Regions from separate parts of the Mus musculus genome. Here all the other regions are linked to region 3. Evidence: chromatin loops called from intact Hi-C (ENCODE). Cell type or tissue: left cerebral cortex. All regions are shown on one strand. Each heading gives the region's core, and the rest is flanking DNA. Links, peaks and the distances in the headings are about the cores only.

Region 1 (9,928 bases), core at 3,810-6,309, 150 kb before region 3:
ACCCCGCCCCCAGTCCCAACCCCCTCTGGTCCCCCACCCCTCAACCATTGCAGCCTAGTTTTTCCCTTCCTCTCTGCTCTTTGCTTGCTTCAGGCAAAAGGCAAGGCTGTTTGTTTTCCCAACAGTGACCCAGTCCTGTGGTCCCCCACTAGGGAGGAGGGCAAAGCCCCAACGCTCCCCCACATCAAGGTGCCCTTTCAGATGGCCCTGCCCACCCACCCTCCTCCAGTCCAGGCTTACAGGGCACAGGGAATGTCGTCTGGGGATGCCCATGAATTCGGAAGTGCAGGGGTGTGTTGTTGGGGTGAGGGGAGGATTGCTCAGGTACCGAGGTGATTGGCTCCTGGGTGAATATGAGCTGGGACAAGCCTGTGGGGCTTGCGGAGGACATGGAATCCTGCCATGAGCCATAACCACCTAGCACACCTCCCAGCCTGTCCGCACCTCTATAGCCTTACCCTGACCCTCTAACACTGTCCTCTGCTCGGCTCAGAACCACTTCTGACTCCACCCCTGCCAACACTCATGTTCCCTGCTCCTGTTCCTCATTTGCATAGCCTTGGCCCACCTTCCCAGGGGTCCACCCTGACCTCAGGGTCTGGTCAGATTATGAGGCCATCTGGTACCTTTAGCAGCAGTGTCTCTTCTGGCCACCAGGGGGCAGGATAGATCGGAATGGGTCTGGTGCACCTTGCAAGGCCATGACAGATGACCCCTCATGGGCTATCCACTTACTGTGTTTCAGGGTGGACAAATCCTTCTCCCTTCGACAGAGTGTGTGGTGAGTACCGGGGGTCCTCGGGAGCACCTGGGTTGCCTTGGCTGCTCCCTGAGAGCACCCCCAGCCCATTCCCACCCTCTATAATGACAAATCGGACCTACAGCCCTCAGGGCAGGGCACGGGAGATCTTTCCCCTAGAACCCACATATTCTCCTCACGGTTGTTGCTGAAGCTCAGCCTTGGAGTCAGATCTTAGCTTTGCCACTTCCCTGAACCTCAGCTATCTCATCTGGGATATGGGGGTATAGATGCCTATTTTGTGGCGTGAGGTTGGAGAACTCAGGCGTGCAGACCCAGGCTGGTGTGTGAGAGGCCCTCATCCAAATATTTCCTTCCCTTTCCATTCACCAATCTTTGCCCTGGTGTGCCTCTTCGCTGGGCAGGAGGTGTCCTGCCTTCTTGCTGACCCCCAATCCTTTAGTCCCATTCATACTGAGCCCCGAAGCTGTTCCCTGTGTCTGAGGCCACCCTCCCTTTGGAGGAGGTAGCATCAACAGCTTCCCCAACACCAAGAGGCACCAGGCAGTGGGCAGAGGTGCAGCCTCACCTCGAGATTCACACAGCACTGGGCACCTGATGTCCCACAGGCGGGCACCTCCCAGCTTCCCTGGCACTAACATCACATGGCCCTTCCGGCTCTTCCTGCAGTTGCCTCAATGCCAGTGGGAGCTCCCCTGTGGCTCCAGCCCCCATTCTAGGTTCCTGCCCCTGCTGGGGGGGGTTCCTGGAGCCTGCACACCCCACAGTGTTCCAGCTGCTGGAGTGCCCAAGGCCCTGGGAAGCAGAGCAGGAGGTACTTAGGCTGAGCTCCAGGGCCCCTTCCTCAGTTCCCTTTGTTGCTCACTGTGCAGCTTGGGGGCCAGTGACTCTCCCTTTCTGAGCTCTGCCCTGGTGCCATGCTGAGTCAGATTGGTATGCCCAGAGCAGGGGTCGGGTGAGGAGATGCCAACAGAGGTGAGGAAGGTGGCTCCCTTGCAAAGCTTCAAGCAGCAGTAACTGCCACTTGTCAGGTACTTTGTGACTGTCAGGCGCTTGTATGTATTGACTCAAGTCATCCCGAGCACAGCTCTGATTTTACGACTGTTATCTCTAATTCTGTCTGGGTGAGACAGAGTAGACAAGTGACTTGCCCAAGGCCACAGAGAATTGAACTTTGATGTCGAACCTACATGGGAACCTGATGGAAACCAACAGCCGCCTCCAGGTCTATATCTTCCTCCAGGTCTATATCTTCCTCCAGGTCTATATCTTCCTCCAGGTCTATATCTTCCTCCAGGTCTATATCTTCCTCCAGCTCTGAGCAGGGGTCTCCAAGCCTCAGGGAGGTTCCAGTGGGGTCAGGTATCCAAGGCTGACTTAGGCAAGCGCTCTGAACCAAGAGCTAAAGACAGGGCCCCAGGACGGAGAGCAACTGACCGGCTGTGTGGCTTTGACACTCTCTGGGATGTAAGGATCTTGAGTCCTCAGGATGCACCTGTTACCCATAATTCCTTGCCCTGCCCCGCCACTGCTTTAGCAGCTGTCCGAGGTGCTAATCCGGATGTGCCCCACCCCACCCCGTTCCTACAGCCAGTCCTGTCCTAGCCTACACCCGGAATGGCAAACTTCCTACCATATTTCCTGATACACATGACCTGCCCCTGCCTTCCTCTCTAGCAGGACTTTATTTCTCACAGGGCCTGCATCTCTGGCCAACAGGGACACCTGATTAGAACTACCACAATGCTTTGCACATGTGTCTCCCCTGCTATCCCAGCATGCTTCCTCCAGATACCTTCTCTCTTCAGCTGCTGGGTGGCAGGGGAGGGAGTTCTTTTCTGATCCCACATCACGCCTGCTTGTTTATCTCACACACGTTACTGATTGTTCCCTAGTTAGCAGAAAGAGCAAGGCCTGGGAAGGCTGACAGGTGTGGGAGGAATCTGCCTCTGACATGTTCTAGTCGTGGGACCTTGGGCAGGTCAGTCACTTCTCAAAGCCCTTCTCAGAGCTCAACCCGTTTGCTGGGATGGGAGTTTCTATAAGGTGCTGTCTGTGGCATTGAATGTGTCCATGTGACCCTGAAGTATGAGACAGGCCCTGCACTCCTCTGTCACAGCTCCTTCAGGGCTTCACTTCAGATACCTGTGAGTCCCAGATCAGCAGGGCTCTGTCCCCCACTGCACCCAGCCAAGTGCCTGGGTGGATATCTCAGAATGGAGGTGTGATTCTGCCTCTGCAGCCCTGAGGACCCAGCTAACCTGGTGTAGGGGCTGGGCATTTAAGGTGAATCCAGATGGAGGCAGGACAAGAGGTCTGGGGGCAGCTGGTGGGCTTGCACAAGGCAGGGGCTTCTGGGAAGGACTGTGAGAGAAGCCATTGGTCGGTCCTGAAAACTAGGGGTCTTGGAGGCAAAGGCACAGAGCCCAGCCAACACGGTGCTGGTCACTCCTCTGTGATGGCCTTGGTCAGCCCTGAGAACAGACCTGCATTTCACAGGCCACAATTTAGCCAGAGGATGGTAAAGGTCTTGCAGCTGGTAGGTAGGGTGGACTTAAATCGGGCTCCCTCTCTTGCTGGAGAAGGGACCTTGGTCGAGCCTGGAAACTACAGAAATGGGTACCTTGCTGTGGGAGAGCAGAGGGAGGGAGGTGGCCCCAAATGTGTCCCAAATGAGAGTCATTGCCGAGTGTCTCACAGGGAGGACTCACCTGCCACCAAGATGTGTTCCCTCCACAGTGTGGCCAGGGCCTCACTTTATAGATGAGGGAACGGAGACGCAGGGCAAGTGGCTGACAGAACAGGCAGTCAGTGATTGGTAACGGGGCCTGCCAGCTCAATCTTCCAGATGCAGCAGGTGTGAAGTGGGCTTTGGTGGTGGTCCCTGCCCTCAGTGGCTCCTCTCAGCCGTCATAAAGCCAGAGGTCTTGGGACCTGGCACAGGCTTCATTAGCAGTTTTGAAATGCCAAGTAGGCACAGCCCGCTGGGCCTCCTCATCTATTATGCATCTGGTGGGTAGGCCCCCGGCGGGCAGCTGGCAGAGCCCAGGCTGGGAGCCAGCAGCTGCCTCCTGAGCCCACACCTGCTCCCGGCTCTGGGCAGGGACCTTGTGGGGCCAACACCAAGGTTGAGCTGGCCAAGGCAGTAAGTGTTGTCTCTCCCAGCTAAACAAGACTGAGGAATCCTATAGGACACAGGGGCAAGAATACATCCCAGCAGCCATTCTGAGAGGGACCTAAGTTCCTAGACCTAGACATACAAGAACAGAGGTAGCTGATGGAGTCTGAAGCACACACACACACACACACACACACACACACACACACACACACACACACACACACTCCTGGCTGTCCAGAGTGGAGTGGAGCTATGATTATTTACCATGTACCCACTTGGCCTCAGGCAACTATTTTGTACCTACAGGTTTCTGAGAATTGAGAATCAGCAGCAACCATTAAACACCTACTGTGTTCGAGGAGTTTGCAGCGACCACTAAACACCTACTGTGTGTGGGCAGGGTTCCAGGTGCTGGAGTCAGTGAAACACGAGACCAACCGAGATATTTCTGTTTGGCCACGACTGGCAGTACTTCTCTGGGCCTTGTTATCCTCATTTGAGAAATGAATAGGAAAAAGGGATTATAAGCTGACAGATATCTGCCTCTGCCTCGCACTGAAGTCACAAGCAGGCTTACGAGTGACAGAGGAGGCTGACCGCTCTGGGTTGCGTCCCACTGCCCTTCACACAGGTAGATGAGCTGCTTTGTCCCAGTGATTCCACAAGCCATGCATTGTTCCCAGGCCAGGAGGAAGCTGAGGCGGGGAGAGAACGTTCTGGAAGGATTTTAAGATCTAGTGTTTAGACTGGAACTTGAGGAAGGGGTGGAGCCAGACACGAGAAGAGTTTGGGGTATCCAGGAACAGCAGGTCCTGAGGCAGGAATGTGCTCAGTATGTCCTATGGACAGTAAGGAGCAGGTGACTGGAAGCCTGAGGGGGCGTGAGGCCACAGGTGGGTGTGAGCTTGGGAGAGGCCAGGACCGAGTGGGTTCTGCAGGTAAGATGGGTGCGGGACCGGGGTTAGATAGGTCAGTCACTGCCCTACGGTAGCACGAAGTCTCAGCTGCCTGGCTTTGAGGAATCTTAAAGGTTACAGAGCCCCTGGAGTCCTTGGCAGGAGAAGCACCTCTTGTAGCCTCCCACTTGGCAAGGAACCGCTTCGTCTGCTCGTGATCCCCTTGAGTGCTGCTAGAAGCTTTCGGGGCCTTGTGAGAAAAACACATCTCTACCTTCAACTAAATTTATGGGCCTCTTGAGCCTCCTGTGCCTCCATTGACCCGTCACCCTTTCTTTTAAAAAAATTTTATTATGTTTATTTATTTTAGTTAGTTGGGGGGGGGGAGTTATGAAGCGCCACAGCGTGCTTGTGGAAGTCAGAGGACAACTTTCAGGAAGCAGTTCTTTCCTCCCGTGAGATGCGTCCTTGGGGGGTCGGGCGGGAAGGGACACAGGTTCCATGCTGGACAGCAAGCACCCTTATCTGCTGAGCCATCTTACTGGCCCACTTGTCACATCCTCTTGTATGTTCCCAGTGACAGGCAGCTCCCTGCCCTTGAAGTGGTCCCTTGCACTGCTAAGCAGTTTAGCTACGTTCCAAAGGGTCTGAGCTGCCCGAGCCTGTGTGTGTTCTGGGGTCTGACCCTCCTACACACACACACACACACACACACACACACACACACACACACACACACACACACACAGCTCTTCAGTAAGAGAAGGGAGCCCTCTGAGGCAGCTCCTCCTAGGCAGGGTTGCATATTTGCATCCTGGCTCCCTTCACCCTCCAGCTTAGCCGAAGCCACTCTCCTTGACCCTTCCCATCATGCTGTACAAAAGGGCAACCCCTGGAAGGGGCCTACGAGAGACACCTTTTGCCAGGAAGCTTCTCTGTAGCTTCAGGAGACCAGAGTTAGGTCCTGCCGAGGTAGATTTTGAGCCTGGACGGCTATGGTTTTGCAGTTTGGCCTAGGCAAATGATTGCCATGAATCCCGTGCATAGCACCCACACCTGTTCAAGGTTGGTTCTTGCTCGGTCTTGCTTGTCCCTACATCCTGCGGATGCTCAGGCTGCACCCTTTGCCAGGAAAGCTCTGAACCTCGTAGTTAGACAGACCCAGGTTCAAATGCCCACTCTGGCTTCCACTCAGTTACTTTGTGGCATTTCTCAACCTGCTTTGCCGCTGGGCCTTCCATGACCCATGATCATGTCAGTGCTATCATTAGAAACTACGGCGCCGAGGCTCTCTGGGGATGTTTTCTGCCTCTGTGAGTATTTACGCTGAAAGAAAGGATTCATTAGTACACAAAGACCGTGTGTCATGTGTCTGAGCACTTGGGGTGACTTAGGGGGTGGCTTAGGAGGAGGCTTTCTTGGTATCTTGGGGTGCAGGATCTTTTATTTTTTAATTTATTTATTTATGAATATGAGTATACTGTCTTCAGACACACCAGAAGAGGGTATCAGATCCCATTACAGATGGTTGTGAGCTACCATGCGGTTGCTGGGATTTGAACTCAGAACCTCTGGAAGAGCAGTCAGTGCTCTTAACCACTGAGCCATCTCTCTAACCCGGAATGCGGGATCTTATGCAAGGTTATTGGCCAAAGTAGACAAATTTGGGTATTAATGTGGGGAACTCTCAGAGAGCCAAAGCCTGTGCAAACCAGGGGTCAGGTGGCAAGCAGTAGACGCAAAAAAAAAAAAAAAAAAAAAAAAAAAAAAAAAGCCATGACTCTTGGAGTTACTCAGTCCAGAGAGGAAAAGAATGAGCCCAGATTAAAAGCACAGACTGTCATGGCAGGGAAAGCAAGGCAATGGGAGCTGGAAGCAGCTGGTCACATCCCATCCCCAACCAGGAAAGAGAGCCAGGAATGCCTGCTGCTCAGCTTGCTTACTCTCCTCATAGGGTCCAGGGTGACAGCTAGGGAACTGCCATCCACAGAAACTGGCTCTCCCCATCCAATCAAAACAATCCCACACTTCAGTCACGTGATTCTAGATTCTTTCAAGCTAACAACACTGACCCTTTCACTACAATGACCCAAGAGGGAAGTGGGCTGCATGGCACTGCGCATGTGCGCGATAGACGGGCAGGCTGAATGGCACTGCGCATGTGCGCGACAGATTGGTAGGGAGACAGAGTTTGTGGCTTGTGTCCGGTAGGGGATGAGCACGTGCGAGAGGATGTTCTAGGGGATCATGGCAGAGAAGAGCAGATGGCATGTGCAGGGCACAGAGCCTTGGCCATGTCTGGCCGCTGAGAGCAGCAGTTACCCACGAGGCCATGTGTGATCTCCTGGGGGTGGGAGTGTCGGGAGTCTCTGAACCCTCAAATCAGGACTTATCCCGAACTCTTCTTTGAAGCTGAATTTTTCTGGGGCTTTGGAGACCAGTATCCTGCTGGTGCTCAGGGTGGGCTGAGCTCTAGATTCTTGACTTTGGGCCTGGCTTGTGAATGCCACCACAGATTTGGGAAGCTAGGGAGCCTCTGGGGGCCTCAGTTTCCCTACTTGTTAGGTCTTTAGCCTGGAGTGTGGGGGGGTGCAGGAGTGGGGGAGAGACAGAGACAGAGTTATAACAGAGGAACAAGGAACTAGGCCCAGTGAATAAATGGGTTCAAGTCAAGACACCACACACATGTCCAGGTTAGCTGAGCCTCTTGCCCCGACCCCAGGCAGATGCTGGCATTCATATAACTAGAGGGGAAATAGGTTATTTGGGACCCCGGCAAGATTTGGCTAGAAACTGTGATGGTGATTCTACAAGGTAGCATGCTGCACTAAGGACCAACTTAAGGCCTGGCACACACCCGACCCTGACCATGGTCCTCCTCCTCTTCCACTGTCATTGAATACACAGGGGCCGGTCTGCTTGATGTCCTGGAGGCCTCTGCCCGAGGGTGATGACACCTTCTCCTGTTCCTACGTGAATGAACACAGTGCCTACTGGTGCTCTGGCTCTGGCCCACACATGCTGGCCGTCCCAGCTGACCACCCCGAGCTGTCCCTCACCTGAGTCTTCCTTTCTTCCCTGATGCAGTGGATGTCTGGGATTCCCCATTTCAGGGCCAGTGACATGAAAAGGACATACTGGAGGGAAGCCTGCCTGGTGACCCAAGTGACCTGTGGGTAAATCACTTCTTCGTATAACTAAGGCCATCCCCATACATTCTTGGGCACCTAGGCTCCAGCACGGCTAGCTCCTTTGACCTGGCCTGGCTATTTGCTGTGTGAGTTTGGGCTTGAAGCTTGCCGTGTCTGAACATGTTTATACCCATAAACATATAAACAGGGACGTAGTCGCCACATAAGTGTCCTTTAGGTCTCTCTCTCTCTCTCTCTCTCTGTCTCTGTCACTCTCTCTGTCTCTCCTCTTTCCCCTCTCCCCCTCTCTTTCCTTTGTTGTTATCATTGTTGTTCTTTTGAGACAGGGTCTCTCTATTTAGCCCTGATTGTCCTAGAACTCTTATCAAGACCAGGCTGGCTTCGAATTCACAACAATATTCCTGCCTCTGTCTCCCCACCCCCACCCCCCCAGTACTGAGATTAAAAGTGTGTGCCACCATGCCTGGCCCTGTAAGACTTTTCTTTTCTTTCTTTAAGATACATTTATTTTATGTATGTGAGTACACTGTCACTATCTTCAGACACAACAGAAGAAGGCATCAGATCCCATTAAGAGGGTTGTGAGTCACCATGTGCTTGCTGGGAATTGAACTCAAGACCTCTGGAAGAGCAGCCAGTGCTCTAACCACTGAGCCTCTCCAGCACCCCCCCCCCCCAATAAGGCTTTTCATTAGCTGTTAATTCATTTAGCAAATACTTCCCGGGTTCATGTCCTGGGCCAGCTATTCACCCGAGGCTGCGGGATCTGGATGAGTGAGGTCCCTAGCCTCCCACAGCTTCCTTCCAGTTGAGGAACAGACATAAGATGAGCTAATGGGCCACTGAGTGATTTCAAATGGGTAGCATGGTCTGGAACAGGGATATATAGGAGCTTGCCCCTGAAGGATATTGGGGTGGTTGCCAGGAGTGATGGGAAAGTCTGTGGTGAGAGGGGTGGTCGGTCCAGGTAGCAGATGCTCTGCTCTAGGAGTCAGAAATAAGATTTTATGTCCCTGTCTCTTACCTCAGCCAGCTTGGTGACAGTCCTCTGCCTTCCCTAGCCAGATACCCATGTGACCAGAGGTCCCTTGAAGGGTGGGGTCCCTTCAAGGGACCTTCAAGGGTCCCTTACATGGGTGACCAGGTACCCAGAGAGCTTCAAGTCCACCCTCATAGCCTGGTCTAGCAGACAGCTGCGTGGTGAACATAGGATCTACCACATGAATACCCCTCGCTAAGCAGCAGTGGCGACCCACTGGATTGAGTGGGTTGATGGTAACCCAACGAGCTGGGCATCCAGTGTGTCACACTGCATGGACACTGAGCAAGTTCTAATAACAAGGTTCTATGGACCCAGTGCAAGCTTTTGAGGCAGGCTGTTAAGTGGGACACCTCTCCTGGTTTGTAGGGGGCTCAGGAGAGGCAGACGCAGGGCAGAGCCTGAGGTGCCATTGTGAGGACTGGCACAGGTGGTGTGCAAAGACCTGGAATTGTTAGTGTCCCAGGGCTGGCGAGGGAGGACCGTTCTGAAGGGGAGGATGGGAGCCACGTGAGGCAGCGTATCTTCATCCTCACACAGAATGAAGCCATTATGCAGGTGGGTGGCACAATCCCATGTGAGCACACTGGCTCCCAAGCCCACGCATGCCCCAGACACAAGAGTGTTCTCTGCCACCTCCACTTCCTGTCATGCACACCCAGCCACTTCTCACCCTGCACCGCACGCACCCCCCACCCCTTGCTCGGCTGCAGGGAACCCAAAACTCAGAAGAGACAGACACACCCACTGTAAACAGCCTGGCTCCTGGAGCCCTGCCCCCCCCCCCTCACAGGAGGTGGCTGACTGTCTGAGAATTTTCCCATTAACCTGCAGGGTGGGGTGGCTACTATCCCTGCACATTGGAGAAACTGAGGCCCGGAGGCACAGACCACACACACAGATCTTTACACAGCCAGGAACTAAACTGGGGGCCCCCAGGCCTCCACTTCTGTTCTCAGC
Region 2 (9,928 bases), core at 3,174-5,673, 160 kb before region 3:
CAACTTGGGGACATTTGGCTTCAGGGAAGGGTGACGCAATGACCTGGTTTATTAATGGCTTGAGGACTCTGCATTACCCCAAAAGTCACAAAGGAACCCACTGGGCATTGTACACATAGCCTCTGGTTACATGGCCAGACTCGGTAGGCAGGGGACAAGGAGCAGCCTGGCACAGGTACAAGGTACAGCTCTCTGCCTAGCTGTGCTGGGCTCCTGCTGCCCAATGCCTTTCTCCCTGGACCTCATCTTCCTGTGTTCAGATGAAAGAGCTGCTGGGTGTTCCCTCCCTGGAGCAGGTGAGGGCGTCAACTGAGAGTTGCAGGAAGCAAGACCGGCACCCACACAGAAAGTCCATACCTCGTCCCCTGCCTCTGCCTTACTGTGTGGGGGCAGCAGGATAGGCTCTGACCCTGCTGCTGGGTCTGTGACTGCTGCATGGCTCCAGGGGCTGATAATGTCTATGCAGCGTGAGCCCCGGGGTTGTTACTCCTGCAGGTGTTTCTGTAACTGCCTGTTCCCCGGGCACCCCTGGGAATTTGGAGCTGTTGGCAAGGTGCCCAGGGACAACGGGTGGAGATCAGGCACCTGTGCCACCTCCTAATGCCCACGGGAGCCACACATTTGCAGAGGGAAGGAAAACGGAGGCCAGATAGTGGGGTTCAGCCCTCTGTCCCTCTCCTGATATCTGACTTGAATCTCTGAGAGATAGATGCCCTCGTCCAGAGTCCCCTCCTCGGGCAGATGGAGGTGGTTAATGGAGGCTGACCTTGGGAGTGTCCCTTGCCTGGCTGCATAAGACCAGAACTTGGAGGACATTTCTGACTTCATCATCTCAGAGTGGGCCAAACCACTGGCCTCAGGGGTTTGCCGGAATGGGACGGTGTTGATGGTTGCAAGCCTTGTGCCCTGCCACCATGTCGTCTCTGACCTTGAGAATCAGGAGTGGCCACACACTCTCAGGTAGACTGCTGCGGGCCCCTGGGCCAGCCTTGGCAGCAGTCTTATGAAGTCACAGGGCTACACCTGGGGATGAGTGGGCCTTAACCTTGCCCACTCACACCTGCCTCCCACCTTGTAGCCTGTCTCTGATCTCTAAATACCACAGAGAGCAAAACTGGACAGGGACCTGAGGGCTGAGATCTCACTCATCCATGCCACTAGGCTTCCAGCAGGAAAGGTGCATGTAAGTAGTTAATGTCCCTAAGGACAGAGAAGCCTGGGGCTTGCCCCTACCCTACTACCCCCAAAATACGCAGTCCTTACCAGTAGGATTCTGGGAGAATATGCTGAATATGAGCTGAGCCGTAGAACCCCGGAGGGGCGTTAATTGAGTACTTACAGTGTGCTGTGTACTGTGATGAGGGTTTCCCGTGACTTCTCAGCAACTGTCATTATCAGCCATAGGGGCTTAGGGAGGTCGAGCAACCTCTGGAGGTCGCTCAGTGGACTGAGATTGTAATTAGGGCTCTGTTGGCCTTTGTTAATCACTGTGGTGTACAAAGTAAGACAGCGAGGGAAAGGGTACCATTGAGAAAGGTGGGATATTCCCAACTGCTCTAAGACGTTTGCTCTGGCCATGGGAATAGGGATGGAGGCAGGGGAGGGGGCGGGGTGAGGGCTAGGCTACCCCCAGGGCAGGGGCTTTGCTCTCAGTTCTGTCCATTGTCAGTGACAACATGGCAAAAGTAGATGTCCCATGACAGTGAGGAAGGAGGGCCTCACTGGCCACCCAAGAGCCTTCCCTGATTCTTGCCCCGTATCACGTGTGCCTCTTGGAACCAAGCCTGTGTTAGTGTGGGATATATCATAGCCATAGCTCAGGACGCCTAATCTTGAGTGGCCAGTGTGTTCAGAGATGGATGGACCCAGAAGCAAGGTCCTGTGCACACTCCCCCAAGGTCCCTCCCTCACCTCTCTGAACCCTCACTGAGATGCGGCAGCAGCTGCCATACGAGTCACTGCCTCACAGGGTCTAAGGGGGCCACCCAGACATGAAGTCCCGGGTGACTCATTCCTTCTCACTCCACCATGGGCTTCTCTCCAGATCTTAGGCTGAGGACATTTTTGTATTCCAGGTTAGAGGATCCTGCAGACAGAGGGGCAGGATAGTCAGAGGGAACCCCTTACTCCCTACCCCATTCCAGCCTGGGGTGCTGGGCCCCAGGGATAGTCGGTGGGAGATGAGGCTGGGTGCTTCAGGGCCTCACCTCTGCCCCTACCCAAGAGGCATCTCTGCCTGCCATGCCCAGGGGGCTGTGCTACCTTGGAAACCAGAATAAGACAGGCCTTTAGAGAGCCCTCATTATAGGCAGAGAAAGAGGCCCAGAGAAGGGATGACACCTATCCCGAAGTTACTCTGTGGGCCAGTGTGGGGCTTAGCTCAGGACCTGGGTTTCCAGGGCATGTCCAGTAACCATATTTAAGACCCATTTCAGTTTCTGCAGACTTGACCTTTTGTTTTTAAAAGGGAATCATCATGTTGCTTAAGGTAGTTTCACACTCAGCCTCTCAAGTGCTGAGGTTGTATGCACTAGCCATACATTTATGCTTTGGTTTTATTTTATTCAAGGGTTTTGTTTTTTTTTGTTTTTTTGTTTTTTTTTTGGTTTTTCCAAACAGGGTTTCTTTGTAGCCCTGGCTGTCCTGGAACTCACTTTGTAGACCAGGCTGGCCTCAAACTCAGAAATCTGCCTGCCTCTGCGTCCTGAGTGCTGGGATTAAAGGTGTGCGCCACCACGCCCGGCTTAAGATTTATTTTTATTTATTTAATGTATATGAGTACTCTATCTACATGTAAACCTGCATGCCAGAAGAGGGCATCAGATCCCATTACAGATGGCTGTGAGCCGCCATGTGGTTGCTGGGAATTGAACTCAGGACCTTGGGAAGAGCAGGCAGTGCTCTTAACCGCTGAGCCATGTCTCCAGCCCTTTGTTTTTGTTTTTGAGACAGGATCTTGCTATATAGCCCAGACTAGCCTAGGAGTTACAATCCCATGGCCTCAGCTCCTTAAGTGCTGGGATTATAGGTGTGCATACCATGCCTGACTGTGAATCCCTATTTACGGTGCCCCCCCTTTGTTAGACTCGAGCACGTTTGAGTTCTAAAAACACTCCGGTGAGATAAGAACAGGTACCGCCACCACGCGCCATCGCCTGTCACAAATCCTGGGCTCTGAAAAGTCAGCAGCCAGGAAGAGCAGAGCAGGGGATTCAAACACAGGCCCGACTGAGTCCAAGCTCATACCGGCACAAGACCATGTGTGTTCTGATAGGGATAAAACTTCCTTCCCTTTCTTTCTGTTCAGAGCTGGCCTAGGACATCATTATGAGCCCCTATCTCAAGGGAGGCTGAGAGTCAGGCTGCGAGGTGCAGGATCTCCAGACATCCCTTCACTCTCTGCCTCACCCATAATGGCTGCCTCTCTCCTGTTATTACGTCAGCCATAGACTACCTTTGAGTGTTCGTGGTGTACCTGACCTCCCCTTGAGAGAAGTGGGGCAGGACCCAGCGGGTGCACCTGCTGCTATTGGTATAAATAACGACCCCATGCAAGCCCTTGATGGCACCGGGCATTGCCGCTTCCCCGCATCAGCCTCCAGTCACGTGAGCCAGGCCCCTGCTCAGTGTGGCTCTTGCGTCTGTGTTCCTACCCACAGTGGATCCTGCCTTGCCCTGGGTCCAGGCTTTGTGTCCAGGCTGTGTGGCTGTGCTTAAAGAACTGTGTCTGGATGGCAGGTGCCTACCAATCAGCATGTATCTATTAAGCACCTACTGTGTGTCTTTCAAGGCTAAAGTTTGACCAAATAGAGAAACCCTGTTCCTTGTGAGGAGTGTGGGGCTCCAGCACCATTCTTTCCAGCCTGTGAGGACCGGAGCAGAATAGCTGCTTTCTTTTGGAAGGTAAAGTGAATGCGTCATGGAGTGTGTGTAGCCATTTATACCCCGACTCTCAGGCAGGCCCTTCAGCTCCCTAGAGCCTGGGTTTCCTGGCCTGTGGAATGGGAACAGCCGTTTGACCTAATTAACTCGATGGCAAGATATGTGCTTGGCACAGGGCCACGGTAGTGGGTAGCTACTGTTGTTTTGGGCTGGAGCGTGAATGATGGGAGTGAGGTTTTGAGGAGCACACAGGGGAGTCTTTGCCAGCCTCAGTTTCCCCATCAGCCATGATAGATACACTATTCTTGCATGATCTAGCTCCTGGGCCTATTATGAAGATCACAGAGGCTACAGGATGCGTAGGTGAAGCTTAGCAATCCTCTCAGAGGAACGAAGGGTGGAAGGAACAAGGTAGGCGGCAAAGCAGGTGCCACCATTGTGGCACGCAGGTGTGCCATTGTGGCCTAGAGAGGCACAGTCTATTGGCGAGGGGAGGCTGTGGGGCCGCCTCCACACCAGGGAAGGAGGGAGGGAGTGTGGCACAGCGGGGTTTGAGGCGCTGTCTCTGGAGGCTCAGGGTCCCCACCCTGAGAGAGCCTGGGGGGTGAGGGGGGTTTGCTGGGGTTGGGGCGCTGTCCCTGGTCCTGGAAAGCTGCCTGCGCTAGACTGCAATTCCACCAACGGCCAGATGAGGGAGCCAGGGACCGCCTCTGACTCCTAAACTGCGTTCGGAGACTTCTAAGAGCAGTCTTCATTTCCAGATTTAACACTCCTAGATAATAAGCCTGCCCAGCTCATTTCAAAAGCCAATGACATTTCACCACAAGGGAACCAAACAGTGCCCCACTTTGGGTGAATGCCCTGGCACGACCACACCGCAAGAGTCACAGAAGAAACCAAACCCTTAGTATTTCTGACAGAGACACTTTCCCATTAACAGTAGAAAAATCTTACCATGCACCTGACCTCCAGCTCAGGATGTCTCCAGCAATTGAACCTCAGAAAATTTCATTATGGATTAAAGCCACATCAAAAAGAGACTCACGGGGCTGGGGCTTTTAGCTCAGTGGTAGGCCAATTGCCTGGCTTGTTCAAGGTCTTGGGTTCCACCCAACTCCAGCATTGTAGCAAAACAAGAAAAATCACAGATCAATACTGATGTATGAAGTACTTGGGGGCTAGGTCGGCTTAGCAGGCTGTGCCCACGTGCAGGGCGGGGCAGCCTGTGTGAGGGAGCCTGCCTCAGCAAGACTCTCCATGAATAGCTCTTCTGGCTGCCACCCTCTGAATGGCTGTGGTGACTCTCAGTAATTGCTAAATTAAAACCACCCTCTGGTATTTCCCTAATGCTTCCTGGAGGCGGAGTTGTCCTCACTGAGAACGGTAGCCAGGGTGGGGGCTTCGTGGCTCTGAGTCCCAGACTGGCCAGCTGTGTAGAAGGGGAGGCAAGAGTAGAAAGGGGCTTGTCCTGGGAAATAGCAAGTGATTCACAAACCTGGGTCTGAGATCCAGGTCTCCTGACCAAGGGACCAGGGCTCGGTCAGCTTGCTGCCCCAGCAGGTGTTCTGTGGGTGCCTGCCTGAGCTTTGACCTACATCCCTGAAAATGAACAGGGAAGGATCACGTAGCAAAGATAGTGGAGGAAGGTGCCTGGGTCCCTGCCTTGACCTCCCCTCTACTCTCCTCAGGGGTGCCATGGTTGGCTGCACACATCTCTGACCCACAGAAGTCATTCTCTACACCTTCTCGTTTCTTCTCCACAGTTTTCCGGGTGCCACGTAAGGTGGGCGGCCATGTGTGTATGTATACATGTCTGTATGCACACCGGATAAATGTAAGGTGACCACAGTTAAAGGTGTGATTTCAGCGCACGGGCCTGTGGTCTTGGGTGCCTCATGGGTGTGCAAACCCAGCCCCAGTCAGTAGCTGAGTACATCTAGATTTAGGACTCGGATGTGCAAACTTCCTCTGACCTTTGCACATGTGTGTGTGCGCACGCAAGCTGATGGCGTGGGTGCTGACTTTTATGTGAGCAGGTTTATATGAGACATCTAGGCACAAGTTAGATGTTTATATGTGTGCACTGTGTAAGTCGAGATGCTCACAGACCCGGGGTAGCTTGGGTACAGGTGTGTCCTCGGGTCCTCCAGGAAGAACCAGGACAGCACATGGACCACAGGCAGCTGATTGGGGAGGGTGTGAGCCGAGCCACACTTCCTTCCCCAGGACCGGGACACACACACACACACACACACACACACACACACACACACACCCGCCTCCATGTAGGACAACCTGGAACTGGATGGATGTAACTGGGTTAGGATTTGAGTGCGTCCCATGGTGGGTGGAATTCCTTCTCGGCATGTATATGTTGCTTGTGTTAGGCCTGGAGAGAAAGAGACCGGTGTGCATGTGTTAGGGAGAGTGATTAACACATGAGCAGACCTAAGCCCAGGGAGGAAACAGATTCCAGCCAAGCCACTCAGGAGCTGCCAAGAGCAGGGCGGAGAGCCCAGGCCTGCCATGCCTCTTGCCCAGGGGAACCTGAGCATATCCCTCCATGGGAATGACTTGAGAGAGGAGGTGGTTTGGAGACCCTGGCAAGTAGCATGTGGAGCCCAGCCTGGGGTCTTCCTGGAGCTTGCCCTTCACTCTGTTCTCCAGTTCCCTGCGGGGGGCTGGGAAGGGGGGGTTGTTATAGGCAGGTGAGCCGGCTGGGTGAGCTTGGGGGAAGAAACTACTCCCCACCCCTGCTCCTTCCCTTCTTCATCAGGTGCAGAGTCAGGAGGCCTAGAAGAGGAGGTGGCTTCCCAGAAGGAGCTGAGCCTGGAGAGCAGGCTCCGTTTTCCTTTTGACCCAGGGTCTCATGTAGCTGTGGATGACCTTGGATATCTGATCCTCTTGCCTTCACCTCCCTTGTCGTGCCTGGATCTGTTATTTTGTTTGTTTGTTTGTTTGTTGAGACAGGGTCTCTCTATGTAGTGTTGTCTGGCCTGGAATTGGACATGTAGACCAGGCTGGCCTTGAACTCAGAGATCCGCCTGCCTCTGGCTCCTGAGTGCTAGGATTAAAGGTGTGAGCCACACGTGGGCCTGGTTCTTGCTTTTATTCTGTACTGGAGATTACACCCAGCGTCTCACGCATGCTAGGCAAGCGCTCTGCCAACTGAGCCTCACCCCTGGCCCGTGGCTTCCTTTCCTAGGTGAGAGACCAAAGAAAGGGGACTCCTCTGGAGTGCAGCGGGGAGTCCCCAGTGCCAGCCTGCAAGCGCCCACTCTGTGCTGAGTGGGGATGGCGAGCTCCCTGTTGCTGTGGTCTGTGGTGGCTGATGTCTTCCTGAGCCTGCTGCAGGACAAGTCCCACGTGGTGCTGTCTCTCTGTGTGTTTATCTGGGAGGCAGTTCTGTGTGCTCAAACAGATCGCCTCATTCTTTCTTTAATACTACATTAAGTTTTATTATTATCTTATGTGTATGAGTGTTCTGCATGTATGTACGTGTGTATGTACGTATGCATGCATGCATGCATGCATATCACATGCACCTTGGTACCCATGGAAACCAGAGGAGGTCTTTGTATCTCCTGGAACTGGAGTTACAGATGATGTGGATGCTGGGGACAAACCAAGGTCCTCAGCCAGTGCTCTGAGCATTTCTCCAGCAGCACCCCAACACCCCACCCCACACTTGGTCGTCTTTTTGAGACACATGGAGGTGTGTATCACCATGCCTGGTTCTATTATTTTATTTCTTTATTGTGACAGTGTGTCACGCACTATGTAGTAATGTTGACTGGCTTGGAACCAGTTATATAGACCAGGCTGGCCTTGAACCCAGAGATTTCCACTCCCCTCTGCCTCCCAAGTGCTGGGTTTTCAGGCATGGCTACTACACCTGGCCCATTCTCTCCCATAGCTCTGTGGCTCAGCATCTTTCTCTTTGGGTGGCCAGTTAGCTTCTTTACCAGTAAATTTTTGCTATTCTTTTAGAATGGCAAACTCATCTATCTAGGTAAGCTTCCTCCAAATCATGCTGCAGCGAAGGTTTTACTAGTGTTATATGATTGACAGTTTAATTAATGTACAGTCAGTTTGAATGATCAGCACCTTCATTAACAGCCCCATTTTGCAGATGGAAAAACTGAGGTGCAGAAAGATTAAGCACCTTACCCTAGGTCACACAACAGACAGATGAGAGAGCTGGGTTGGGACCCTAGGAGAGCCCCCAGGATGTAAGTGCAGCCTTCCCCCATCCCTCATCCTTGGCTGTTCATCTTTGGCGTCCGTGATGTGATGTAGAGTGAGTTCTCATAGGTGACTGTGCAGGCTAAGAGGGTGTATTTAAGGGTTGCTGGCCTAAGGGGGACTAGGAGCTAGCCAAGGAGTGCCAGCCACATCTGTGGCTGAGAGAGCATGAACTCGATCCCTGACTGTCCCACCCCTGTCTCTTGCCAACCAGGCAGCTGCAGTTGCGCAGAGCTCAGAGGCTAGAGCCCACACTGGGCTCTTTGTCCTTGGTGGGAACCCTGTAGCCCCCATGGCCTGTCTCAAGGGCCCTCTGTCTCAACACCAGGGGGGCCTCCTTGGGGCCAGACCCAGCTGGGAAACTTGGCATGTAGGTGGCTTCTTGGCCACCCTGCCAACTGGGCATTCAGAATCCACTCAGGAATTGGGAACCCTCAATGAACCTAAGGAGGCTGAGGCCCATGCTCAAGGGAGCAGCACAGTGCAGATAGGACTGCAGTCCTGGGAGGGTGAGCTCAGGGCTAGGCAGCCCCCACCACACACACTGCCCAGGCTGAATCCAGGCTCTTCTTGCCCCATCCTGCTCCTACCTGAGAAACCTCTGCTACTTCTAAGAAGTTGGAATAAGTTGTCCTCTCCTCAGGGGATGGCTGTGATGCTCCCAGACTCACTCCTCCCCACTAGCCAGCCCTAGCTGGCCACTCAGTACACAATGGGCTTCTAACACTGCCCTGCGGTGGAGGTCTCTCTTCAGCGGAGCCTGCAGCTGGCCTCCAGCACAACCCACTCAGCTCCCAACCCCATTCTGAGCACCCTGCCAAGCAGTCCAGGAGGGAGCCAGGAACTAAGGTGGGAGTTCTTAGCAACCTCAAAGGAGCTCTGAACCCTGCAGGGCCCTCCTCAGGCCTCCTCCATTCCTCTGAGCATGGAGCGAAGGGGCTGGACGGGAGTGGGGCTGAGGAGCAGCTGGCTCAGTAACTGTCGTGAGCCCTTCCCAGCCTTGTCTGGGAGAAGCAGACTGGAGTCTAGGCCCTCGTCAATCACAGCCGTCATTTCCAAAAGATGAAAGAGCCAGCCCTAGCTCAGTTACAGAGAAGCTTCGGAGAATCCTTGCCACCTGGCTTGGTTCCTTCGGTGGTCTGTCCTCCCTCCTCCCTCCTCCCTCCTCCCTCATCCCTCCTAGCCTGGCCCTGAAGTTCTTTAAGCAGAAGAGAACACAGAGAGGCTCCTGGGGCCTCTCTGGACAGGGTGGCAGGGGGTTGGGCCTGTGTTCTGCTGTTAGCTGTCATCTCCAACGGTCAGAGTAAAGGGGAGATCTACTGTGCCTGGATTAAATGTATGATTGAACCCTGTTTGTCTCCCAAAGTGGATTCATGGCGGATCCGAGGCTAGATGTACTTGCGAACCTCCCTCTCTTTGCTGCTCTTCACACAGGGGTAATGCAGAATTCTGAGGGGGGCTCAGCTGGGACAACAGGAGGGCCCCTCATTCTCTGGCCGACCTACAGAACAATGTTGGCCCCGGGCCGCAGGGCCATCAGCCCAGGAGCTGATGGGCTGTGCACCATCTCGGCATTAACTCAGCTGGAGGCCAGGCTGATCCAACTTTCCCTGTGGGACACCCTTGGCACCTCTCCCTGGGGAGGACTGGAGGTGGCTCTGTGGACGGGGCTGGGCGGCAGCGTGGGGGTGGCGCTCTCGGAAAGCCCCGCGGCCCCGGAGCGAACAAGCGGCCCTTTCTGTGCCGGGACCTCAGCTGGCGGGCGGCCCGGGGCGCACACGGTCCGGGCTGGGGCGGCGTT
Region 3 (9,928 bases), core at 3,793-6,292:
CCTCACCTGCCAGGGGATGGCTTCATGAAGCGCTGGGTTTAAAAGGTTTCTGAAGTTCTCTGAGCTGTAATATCAGAGTTTGTTTCTGGGATCAGTTAATGATATCCTTAACAAACGTGACCTGAGAACTCAAATGACATCTTTTATTTCCTTTTTAAACATTCACTCCAGCTTATGTAGGTGTGTATATGTGAGTGCAGGCATTGGAGAGATTACGAGCTCCCTGGCAAGGAGGCTGGGAATTGAACTCAGAACCTCTGGAAGAGCAGTGTGGCCTCTTAAGCACTGAGCCATCTCTTCATCCCTACTTGACATCTTTTCAAGTAAACACTCAGCTTTCGCCAAAACAGCTGTATACTAGTCCATGAAACACACAGACACAAGCACGCACGCACGCATGGAGACACCCACTCCATTTTTTAAAAACTGAAATTATTCTGACTCTCTTTACAGTCAAGAGATTACCAGGAGCTCGGGTTGCAGAGATGACTCAGGGGTTAAGAGCTGCTTCTGCAGAGGACCCAGGCTAGCTATCAGAACCTACGTTGCAGCTCACAACTGCAGTCTGTGATTCCAGCTTCAGGGGCTCCAACGCCCTCTTCTTACCTCCGCAGGCACTGCATACATATGGCACTTAGATGTACATACATGCAGACAAAACATCCATAAGGGTTTTAAAAAAGAAAAGAAAAAAAAAGATAACTGGAAATTCCTGGACTCCCTAAAAACTAATATTTTTCTAATTATTTTTTATTGATTTATTTTGTGTGCATGTGTGTGTAAGTATGCAGATAGGCAGCCACTTGCCGGAATTGGCTCTGTCTTTCTATGGTGGGTCTTAGGGGTTGAACGTCGGTCACGAGGCTAGGTGGCAAGTGCCTTAACCTGCTGATCCAAACAGATATCACCCGAGAAATCTGGCTGGGCATGGCTGCACTTGCCTCTAACCCCAGCGCTTGGAAGCTACTCAGTTCCCATGGCTCCTATCAGAGGGTGCATTCCGTGTGTCCCACCGCTGACTATATGTGCTTTCATTAGGCGGGCACACCACCTGACAGGCTCAGCGAAGGAATCACTCCTTTCCCCTTGGTGTTTAAAACTATTCTGTAGAATGAGTTTAAAATTCTGACATCTCAGTCTCACCCCGCTTCAACATGGAGCCCTGGTTTTTCTGGGGGGGTTTCCTGTTACTTTTTATTGTCTCAGTCCACCACTGAAAAAACTTCAGTGTGTGTGTGTGTGTGTGTGTGTGTGTGTGTGTGTGTGTGTGTGTGTGTGATACATGTTGTTGTGGGTCTGTGCATGTGCGTGTATGTATGGGACCCAGAGGGCAATGTTTCCTCAGTTGGTCGCCACCTTATCTGTTTGTGTGAGGTGGGGTCTCTCACTAAGCTGGAGCCCACTGACTTAGCAAGTCTGTCTGGAGAGCCCGGGGTGCTTCCCTTCTCTGCCTCCCAGTAAATGTTCTCATCTGCAGAGCCACCTCTCCAGTTTCTCCTTCCTTCCTTCCTTCCTTCCTTCCTTCCTTCCTTCCTTCCTTCCTTCCTTCCTTCCTTCCTTCCTTCCTTCCTTCCTCCTTCCTTCCTTTTTTTCTTCCTTCCTCCTTCCTTCCTTCTTTTTCCTTCCTTCCTTCCTTCCTTCCTTCCTTCCTTCCTTCCTTCTTTTTCCTTCCTTCCTTCCTTCCTTCCTTCCTTCCTTCCTTCCTTCCTTCCTTCCTTCCTTCCTTCCTTCCTTCCTTCCTACCTTTAACTCTCTGAGTACAGTTAGTTCTGCCCATGTATTCCTAGGAGCGGAGTTGCCCACTGATGCAGGGTCAACCTACCATGGACTGCAGGTTTAAACTGAACTGACCCTCCCTCCCCAGCCGCCACCCACCACCAACCTTTTCTTTGAGCACTCTTCTTTCTTGCTCTCTTATGCGAGATGACCCAAGGTCACCTTCTACACTCTCTGTCCCAATCTTAATCCGTCATTTGTTCGTGGAGACCAGGGGCCTTTGGTGGGGAACAGTATTAGAAGCCAGGATCTCAGTCCTTCTCGGTGGCAGGAACTAGGGAGCCCGAATCCACTGTTGTCATCCTGCCTGGGCACCAGCCTCTCAGGCCAGGCTTCGGGGCTCTCTACTGCAGTGCTAACTCTCTTTAAAAATGCCCACTGACAACTTTAAAACTAGATTTTTCTGGAAATGAATTTAAAAAGAGAAGAGGCTAGTTAGTTCCTGGGCACTTCACTGTTTTCTTTTCTTTAATGTATTATAGTTGGTTGGTCTGCCATGGAAAAGCCTTTATAAATGGGTCTTTGATCTGGTAATTATCAGATCGTTTTTTCGGTGTGGGTAACTACGGATTATATCCGTAGGTAATGACCATTTTGCCTCTTATTTTCCCACCCTTACATTTCTTCATAACGTCAGCAAGAGCCCAAGAGTAAAGTGAATTAGTAACTACAATGTTGGGCATCCTCCGGCTGTTCCTGGTCTCCTTTGAGAATTTATTTTTGACTGGGTGGTAGTGGGGCACACCTTTAATCCTGGCAGTTGTGAGGCAGAGGCAGACAGATATCATGAATTTGAGGCTAACCTGGTCTACAGAGCAAGTTCCAGGACAGACAGCACTACATAAAGAAACCTTGTCTTGAAAAACAAAAAGTATATATTTTGGGGGATCTGGGCATAGAAATGCCTGCCTGCAGTCTCAGCCTTGAGAAGACACATGAGGGAGAATTACTAAAAGTTCAAGGCCAGCCTGGTCTACATAGGTAATTTTGGGACACCCATGGCTTCATAGTCAGACCCTATCAGTAATAATAATAATATATACATATATAATATATTATTAATGAGATATATACATAATGAGACCCTCTGAAGAAAAACCAAACGAAAGAAGCTATTCAGGCTATAGGTAAGGTTCAGCCCCATCTAGCATGCACAAGGCCCTGGATTTGATACCAAATACTCCAAATATGCATTTTTAATGAGCTGTAGAGATGGCTAAGCAGTTAAGAGCACTAGCTATTCTTGTAGAGGACCTGGGTTCAATTCCTAGCATCCACAGGGTGGTTTATAACCACCTTCATCTCTAGTTCTAGGGGAATCTGACCCCTTTCCATCTCAAACATACGGTTCTTATACATACATGACACAAAACACTCATATACATTAAAAAATTTAAAAACATATATGTTTTCCTTAAATTCTGGCTATGCATCTTATACCAATTTTTATATCTCTTTTCTTTTCTTTCTTTTTCTTTTCTCTTCTTTTTAAATTTTATTTATTTATTTTTTATTTTTGGTGGTGGTGGTGGTTCTTTGTTTTTCAAGACAGGGACTCACCTTGTAGCCCTGGCTGGCTTGGAACTCACAGAGATCCACCTGCCTCTGCTTTCCAAGTGTTTGAGATTAACCGTGTGCACCACAATGCCTCCCTGCCCTTAATCACACTCTTTGGGGGGGGGGGGGCGGGGTGTAGGAGGCAGAGTTTCTCTGTGCAGCCCTGACTATCCTGGAAGTAGTTCTGTAAACCAGGTTGGCCTTGATCTCACAAAGATCCACCGGCTTTTGGCTCCAGAGTGCTCTGATTGAAGGCATGCACCGTGACAGCCTGGCTTTAATCATACTTTAAAAAACAAACAAACAAACAAACCTTCAAAAAAAAAAAACCCTTACGTGTGTGTGTGTGTGTGTGTGTGTGTGTGTGTACACCACAATGTCCACAAGGAAGTCAGATGGAAACTTGGGGGAGTCAGTTTCTTCCATCATATTGGTCTGAGGAACTGATATCGGACTGCCAGGTTTGGCAATGAGCACCCCGGCTTAACCACCTCAGTGACCTTAATAATGTAAAAACATCTTTAGATTTATTTTATCTTATGTATATGAATGTTTTGACCGAGTGTATGTCTGCTCCATGTGCCTGCCTGGAAGAGAACATGGGATTCACTGGAACCCGAGTTACAGATGGGTCTGAGCCGCCATGTGGGTGCTGGGACTTGAACCCAGGTCCTCTGCAAGAGAAGCCAGTGCTCTAACCACTGAGCCACGTGTCCAACCCCGTTATAAGTTTTGGTAATTTTCCCACCCCCTACTCCCTCCTGGTTTACTAAAGATTTTGGAAACTGCAAATGGGTGTGACTTTCCGAACAGCTTTCTTCTGAGCATGCGCCTGCGCGGAGACTGTCTCATGGTTTTTCTCCTGTAGCCTGTTGATTAACATGAGAACTTAGTGGCTGCATTTTCTGAAGGTTAATTTTCCTTCTTTATCCAGGATAAGCCCCAGTTGGTGGCGCTTTAAAATAAAATAAACATAGGATTGAGCTAAGTGCCATCTTTGCCGCTGTTTCTCATATTTGTGTTCCAAGGGAGAAGAGCTTTTAATTGCCTTCCCTCAAGTTTGTTTTCAGTTTCGAAATTACCCTGTCGTATTAAAGACATTAACTATATCCTCTTTATTCTGAACCCCTTGCTTTAGAATTGAGACGTGGGATTTTATAAGCTCCCAAGGGGGCGTGGCAACAGTTTCTGTCCTGAAAACTCTCCCCCTGAAGGTGTCCCGAGCCTGGATGTTCCAGGCTGTGGGAGCGCCGGCCACCGCTAACTATACCTGATGATGCCCGTCAGGGCAGAGACCAGCTGCAGCTTCAATCCAGTCTCGCCGAGCTACAAGGGAGCTGGGTCTTGGTTTCCTCCTCCGCAAAACGTGGCGTTGGGTACAAGAATGTGGGGAGCTCTTCCAGCCCTGGCAATTGTGGGCCTCAAATGCTTCAGGGCCACCTCGTATGCTGCCACTGCTGTGGGTCTGCAAGCTCAGCGAGACGGGAAGAAGAGACACCAAGGGGGCCAAGTGTGATGGGCCCTTGTCCCCACCCCAGGGTCTCCCCGGCCCTCCACAGGCCCTATGCTACAGGTGCGGCTCTGGGTCTCTTGGAAGCTCCCAGTTCTCCTTTCCACACCCCATTTCCTCTTCTGCCCCGCCCCCTCCTCTGTGCCCCTGTGACTCCCTGATGTCAACTCTAACCCCCCAGTTCAGGTAGCCCTGCCAGCCTGTTTCATTCCCTAGCCCCTCCCACACAGATCAGCCTAGACTCTGTCCGCTCCTTTCTCCTCCCTAGCGGTTACATTCTTAAATCGAGCTGTTTCTTCGTCCACTTCCGCTACAGAGCCCCTGAACTCAAGTGTGGTACTTATTTCCCTTCTGGCTCATGAGCCACACAGATCAGCCTAGTGGCAGCTTCAGTCTTGTCCCCTGCATTGCTCTCTGGGTACCACAGCGCAAGGCTGCTCCGGTGTTCCTGTGTAGGTATCTGCTGCCCCTGCTGGTCAGTTTGTTATAAACACAGACAGCTTTCCAGGTCACCCTTCCCAACATTCAACATGGGGACGGGGTGGGAGGAGGGAGGCGTTGACAGCCAGACCAGACCAGATCCAGGAACCAGAAACTGTAATGAGTGGGGTTGTGTTTGTCCCCTTTTTTATAGGTTGGAAACTAAGATCTTAAGATAAAGTCATTTCATCAAGGGATAGAGCTAGACAAAATAAAATAAAATAAAATAAAATAAAATAAAATAAAATAAAATAAAAACCAGAGCATTTAGGACCAAAGCCAGTGCCTGTAGACATAATTACTCAGGAATTTGAAGCTGGAGGATGGCTTGAGCCAGAAGGACATAGATAGATAGATAGATAGATAGATAGATAGATAGATAGATAGATAGATAGACAGACAGATGACTGATAGATAACCCAGCTTTGCTTGGAGTTCAGAACCGCCTGCAGCTCCTTAGAAACTTTCCACTCTCCCAGAACTCTACTCCCAAGCATGGCATGCCTGTTCTTCTCTACTCTCAATGCGACACCTTCAGACTGTCCACACAGCACAGAAGGCTCTCTGCATTAGCATTAGCATCCTGCCGTAACGTCCCTTCCTGAGACAGCTGTGGTGGCAACCCACCTACAATCCCAGCACTTGGAAGTTAGAGGTGGCAAGCCATCACAGCACTTGGAAGGTGGAGGCAGAAGGATCAAAAGTTCAAGGTCATCTTTAACTACACAGCAAATCGAGCATCAGCCTCCGCAGCCCATCCTTCTACCCAGCCATTCCCCCATACCCTCTCCTACACACACAGTCTACCCCACACCCAACCCAAGCCCTCGCAAGTAGCTCATCTCAGGGGGTGGGGGGGGGTGGGAGGGGAAAGCAAAAGAGAAGAGCCTCCCTTGACCTGACCCAAACTGGAGCTGCCTGCCTATTTCCTTAGGAAGAAAGTCCTTAAGGGAAAGGGGGCAGGGAATGTAACTCATGCTGTAGCTCTTGTTGGTAGACACTTGTCTCGTGTGCACACATCCCGGAACTATAAGCTCACCATGGTGGGCTTATCTATCACCTATCTATCTGTCTATCTGTCTATCTTTCTATCTGTCTATCTATCTGTCTGTCTGTTTATCCATCTATCTATCTATCTATCTATCTATCTATCTATCTATCTATCTATCTATCTATCTATCATCTATCTATCTATCTAATCTACCATCTATCTATCATCTACCTATTATTTATCTACTTATCTATCATTTACCTATCATTTATCTACTTATCTAGCATCTATCTATAATCTATCATCTATCCATCTATCATCTACCTGTCATCTACCTACCTGTCATCTATCTATCTATCTATCTATCTATCTATCTATCTATCTATCTATCATCTACCTACCTATCATCTCTCTATCATTTGTCTGTCTCTGTCTGTCTGTCTATTACCTACCTATAACTACACACTGTAATCTCAGCACTCCAGAAACAGAGGCAGGAGGATCAGAAGTTCAAGATCACCCTCAGCTACACATGGAATTCAGTGTCAACCTGGACTACATGAGACTCTGTCTTATACTGGGGTGGGGGTGGGGGTGGAGGTGGGGAGGGATCCTGGGAATATGGGTCCATAGTAGAGTACTGACCCTGAGTTTGGCACCTGATGCCAATAATAAATAAACAAACAAACAAACAAACAAGCAAGCTTTGGGGAGGACTGCCCGTTTGTTTTCTTCTCCTTCAGCACGGGCTATTCTGGATTTTGTCCCATGCTTGCCAAGTCACGCTGACCGGATGTTCCCTAAGCCAGCAGCCCATGTCCTGCTGACTCAGTACACTTGACCTCTTGCTTGGCAGCCCTCAGCACCCGGGGATGAGAGTTCTGTCCTCTGTGGTCAGAGCTCCTCCTGGTTTTGTTTCCTCCCGTTTCTACTTCTCAGTCTCCTCTGCAGATCGCTGACACTCCCCAGCCCCGTCTCAGACCCTCCCCTCCATCCTGTTCTCTCCTAGGGTGTCCACAGAAGGACTAGCAGCCCTCCCATGCACGCCACCTCTGTGGGGTACCTCCGTTGCAGGGGGTGTGTTACTGGTTTACAGCAAGGTCCTCAAGGTGGCGCAGCCTACCTGTCTATCCTGCAGAGATGTGGAGGCCTTACTCTGACTTAGCCTTTCCTCTGATCCTAAGAGGGACATCCAGCTGCTTGCACTTCTCTCCTTAAATGTGGGAAGCCACATGTGCCGTTGCAGAGTGGCACTGACTACTGCTGGCCACCACACATAAGTTTGGACAAACAACCAATGTGTACATATGCAGTAAAGTTTTTTGCAAAGACACTGCCTGGCCCGGGCATGATAACGAGGCTTTGAGAGTATAACCAATCAGATGTGAGACATGCAAATGAGGTATGATAATGAGGCTCTGTGAGGTACAGAGAGAGTAGCCAATCAGATGAGGAACATGCAAATGAGGCGTAGTGCATAACCAATCCGGGTGTGAGACACGCCTCTCCTAGGCCTATATAAGCAGCACCAGTTCTGGGCTCGGGGTCTCTTCGCCTCTGCAATCAAGCTCTCCCAATAAACGTGTGCAGAAGGATCCTGTTGCAGCGTCGTTACTGCTGGCCAGTCCGGCGTGCCCAAGACTTAAACACATCTCACTCTCAGCCTGTCAGCTCAGATCTCCCCAGTCTGATACTCTAACACACTGCTCCATCCACAAACCCAGAGCTCATCAGGAAAACCTCCCTCTCCCTTGCCCTTATCCATCCACCCATCCATACCATGGTCTGCCCATGCCCACCTGTCTCACCCAAGCCTCCCCTGTACAGCCTCAATAGCAGCCCTGGGCAACCTGGCATGTTGCAGTAAATTAATTAAACTGTTGGCTCCTGGTGAGTCACTCGCACACTGCACTCACCCAAGAGCTCTCTGGATTTATGAATGAAGCACACACACACACACACACACCAGTTAATTTTGATATACCTTGACTAGCTCAATGGTTGAGCACTTCTAAATCTCCCCGTTGGCTTGACACCTTCTAAATCTATATTTTACCTTTTCTTCCCTGTTACCTTCTGGGCAGCAACTCCATAGGGCTGCATTCCCTTTCCACCTACATTGCTGGATGGTTTCTCTCCTGCAGCTCTTAAATCTGATCCCACAGCAATTCTCTCTTCTTCCCCTCTCTCTTGGTCCCTTGCCCGCACAATCTAAGATTCCCACTCTGTCTCTTTGCCCAGCTGTTGTCTGAATGGCAATTCTTTATTAGAACCAGCTGAGGGTAGGGACGCTCAGGTCTGCATGGCAGCTGATCCCCAACACTGCCACTGTCTCCAACTGTCCTCATTCAGTATGCTCACCACACAGCATCCGATGGATGCATGTGACTGTGACACATGGCAGCTATTTTTCTTCTGGATCAAGGTCTAAATCCTCAGTGCAGCCTGCAAGGCCACATACTCTGGCCCCTGACGCTTCTCTTGCCTCTTAGGCACTCCAGCACCATGGCCAGATCCACAACCTCCCTACTGCCCCACAACTTCTACTTCTACTGGATGCCAGGACCACCCTCTTCCCCTCCCTTCACCCAGTTAGCTCCTAACTGTCATGGCTCACCTCCAGGACTCCCTTGCCAGGGAGGCGCCACCTGATGATCCCGAGGCCAGGCCAACCATCTCAAGAAGCTTCGGTTCTTCTTCCAACACAATTCATCTTGCAACCCCTTCACTCATCCAGATGGCATCTAACAAATTCCCCAAACTCGCCCCTGGGTGGGCACACATCTGTGCTTGTTCGGAAGCATTTAGGACCTCAGGGGTGGGGGCGGGGCTAGCTACTGTGGCAGAAGGATAAAGGGAGTGAACCCAGCCTTTCCATCTGACTGCATAGTGAGTCACTTCAAGAAGAAGTTGGATAGCTGAAGACATGGCCTGGTGGTTAAGAGCACTGACTGCTCTTCCAGAGGACCCAGAAATGATTCTTAGCACCCACATGGTGGGTCACAACTGTCTGTAACTCCAGTTGCAGATAATCAATGCCCTGCTCTAGCCTCTAGTACATACACGCGGGCAAAATATGCATGCGCATGAAATAAAAGCCAATAGCATCCAGGGGCCGAGGAGATGGTTCTGTCTGTAAAGTGTTTGTCCCAAAGCACAAGGATCTGACTCACCCGCATGTACAAATCCGGACATGCAGGCACATATTTATTATCCCGGAGCTGTGGAGGCAGACACCAGCATCCCTGGGGCTCACTGGCCAAACTGCCTAGCCTACTTGGTGACTTCCACGCCAGTGAGAGACCCTATCTCTAAAGGAAGATGGTGTTAGCTGGGAAATGATGGTGTATAAGATTTTCTGCCTAAGCATCAGGACATCCTGAGGTCCCTGGTACCCACATAAGAACCAGGTATAGCCACATTTATGCCAATGCTTTGGGGGTGCAAAAAGCAGGATGGCTGGGACTTGTCAGCCACCAGCCTAACATCAGGTCCAGTGAGACACTGCCTTAAGGGACTAAGGGGCAGAATGACAGAGAAGGACATCTGATGTCCTTCTCTGTCCTCTGGCATCTCCATGCATACACACAAACATGCACACATGTGCACACACA

The links. Hi-C counts contacts between places; a loop is a spot of excess contacts. Peaks named below come from ENCODE experiments on the same cell type or tissue, not always from the same donor. Only the 100,000 strongest peaks of a DNase experiment are listed, where the experiment ranks them.
Region 1: a loop joins it to region 3, with 2.4 times the contacts of the local background. A loop is called at or near these places in 15 of 42 quality-filtered maps.
Region 2: it touches region 3 in a loop (3-fold over the local background); 15 of 42 quality-filtered maps call a loop at or near these places.

The regions. Positions count from the first base shown.
Region 1 is chr4:137,682,716-137,692,643 of GRCm38, forward strand. It overlaps a transcript of Rap1gap not described here. Among named protein-coding and RNA genes, the nearest start is that of Rap1gapos, 19 kb to the right of the region's middle. In left cerebral cortex, for the core only: no CTCF peak of the experiment used is centred there; a DNase peak (open chromatin) is centred at 4,838.
Region 2 is chr4:137,671,736-137,681,663 of GRCm38, forward strand. It overlaps a transcript of Rap1gap not described here. Among named protein-coding and RNA genes, the nearest start is that of Rap1gapos, 30 kb to the right of the region's middle. In left cerebral cortex, for the core only: CTCF peaks have their summits at 4,576 (motif pointing right) and 5,240; DNase peaks (open chromatin) are centred at 4,011, 4,578 and 5,157; H3K27ac peaks cover 1,978 bases.
Region 3 is chr4:137,830,844-137,840,771 of GRCm38, forward strand. No RefSeq gene overlaps it. Among named protein-coding and RNA genes, the nearest start is that of Gm32079, 24 kb to the left of the region's middle. In left cerebral cortex, for the core only: a CTCF peak has its summit at 5,303; a DNase peak (open chromatin) is centred at 5,302.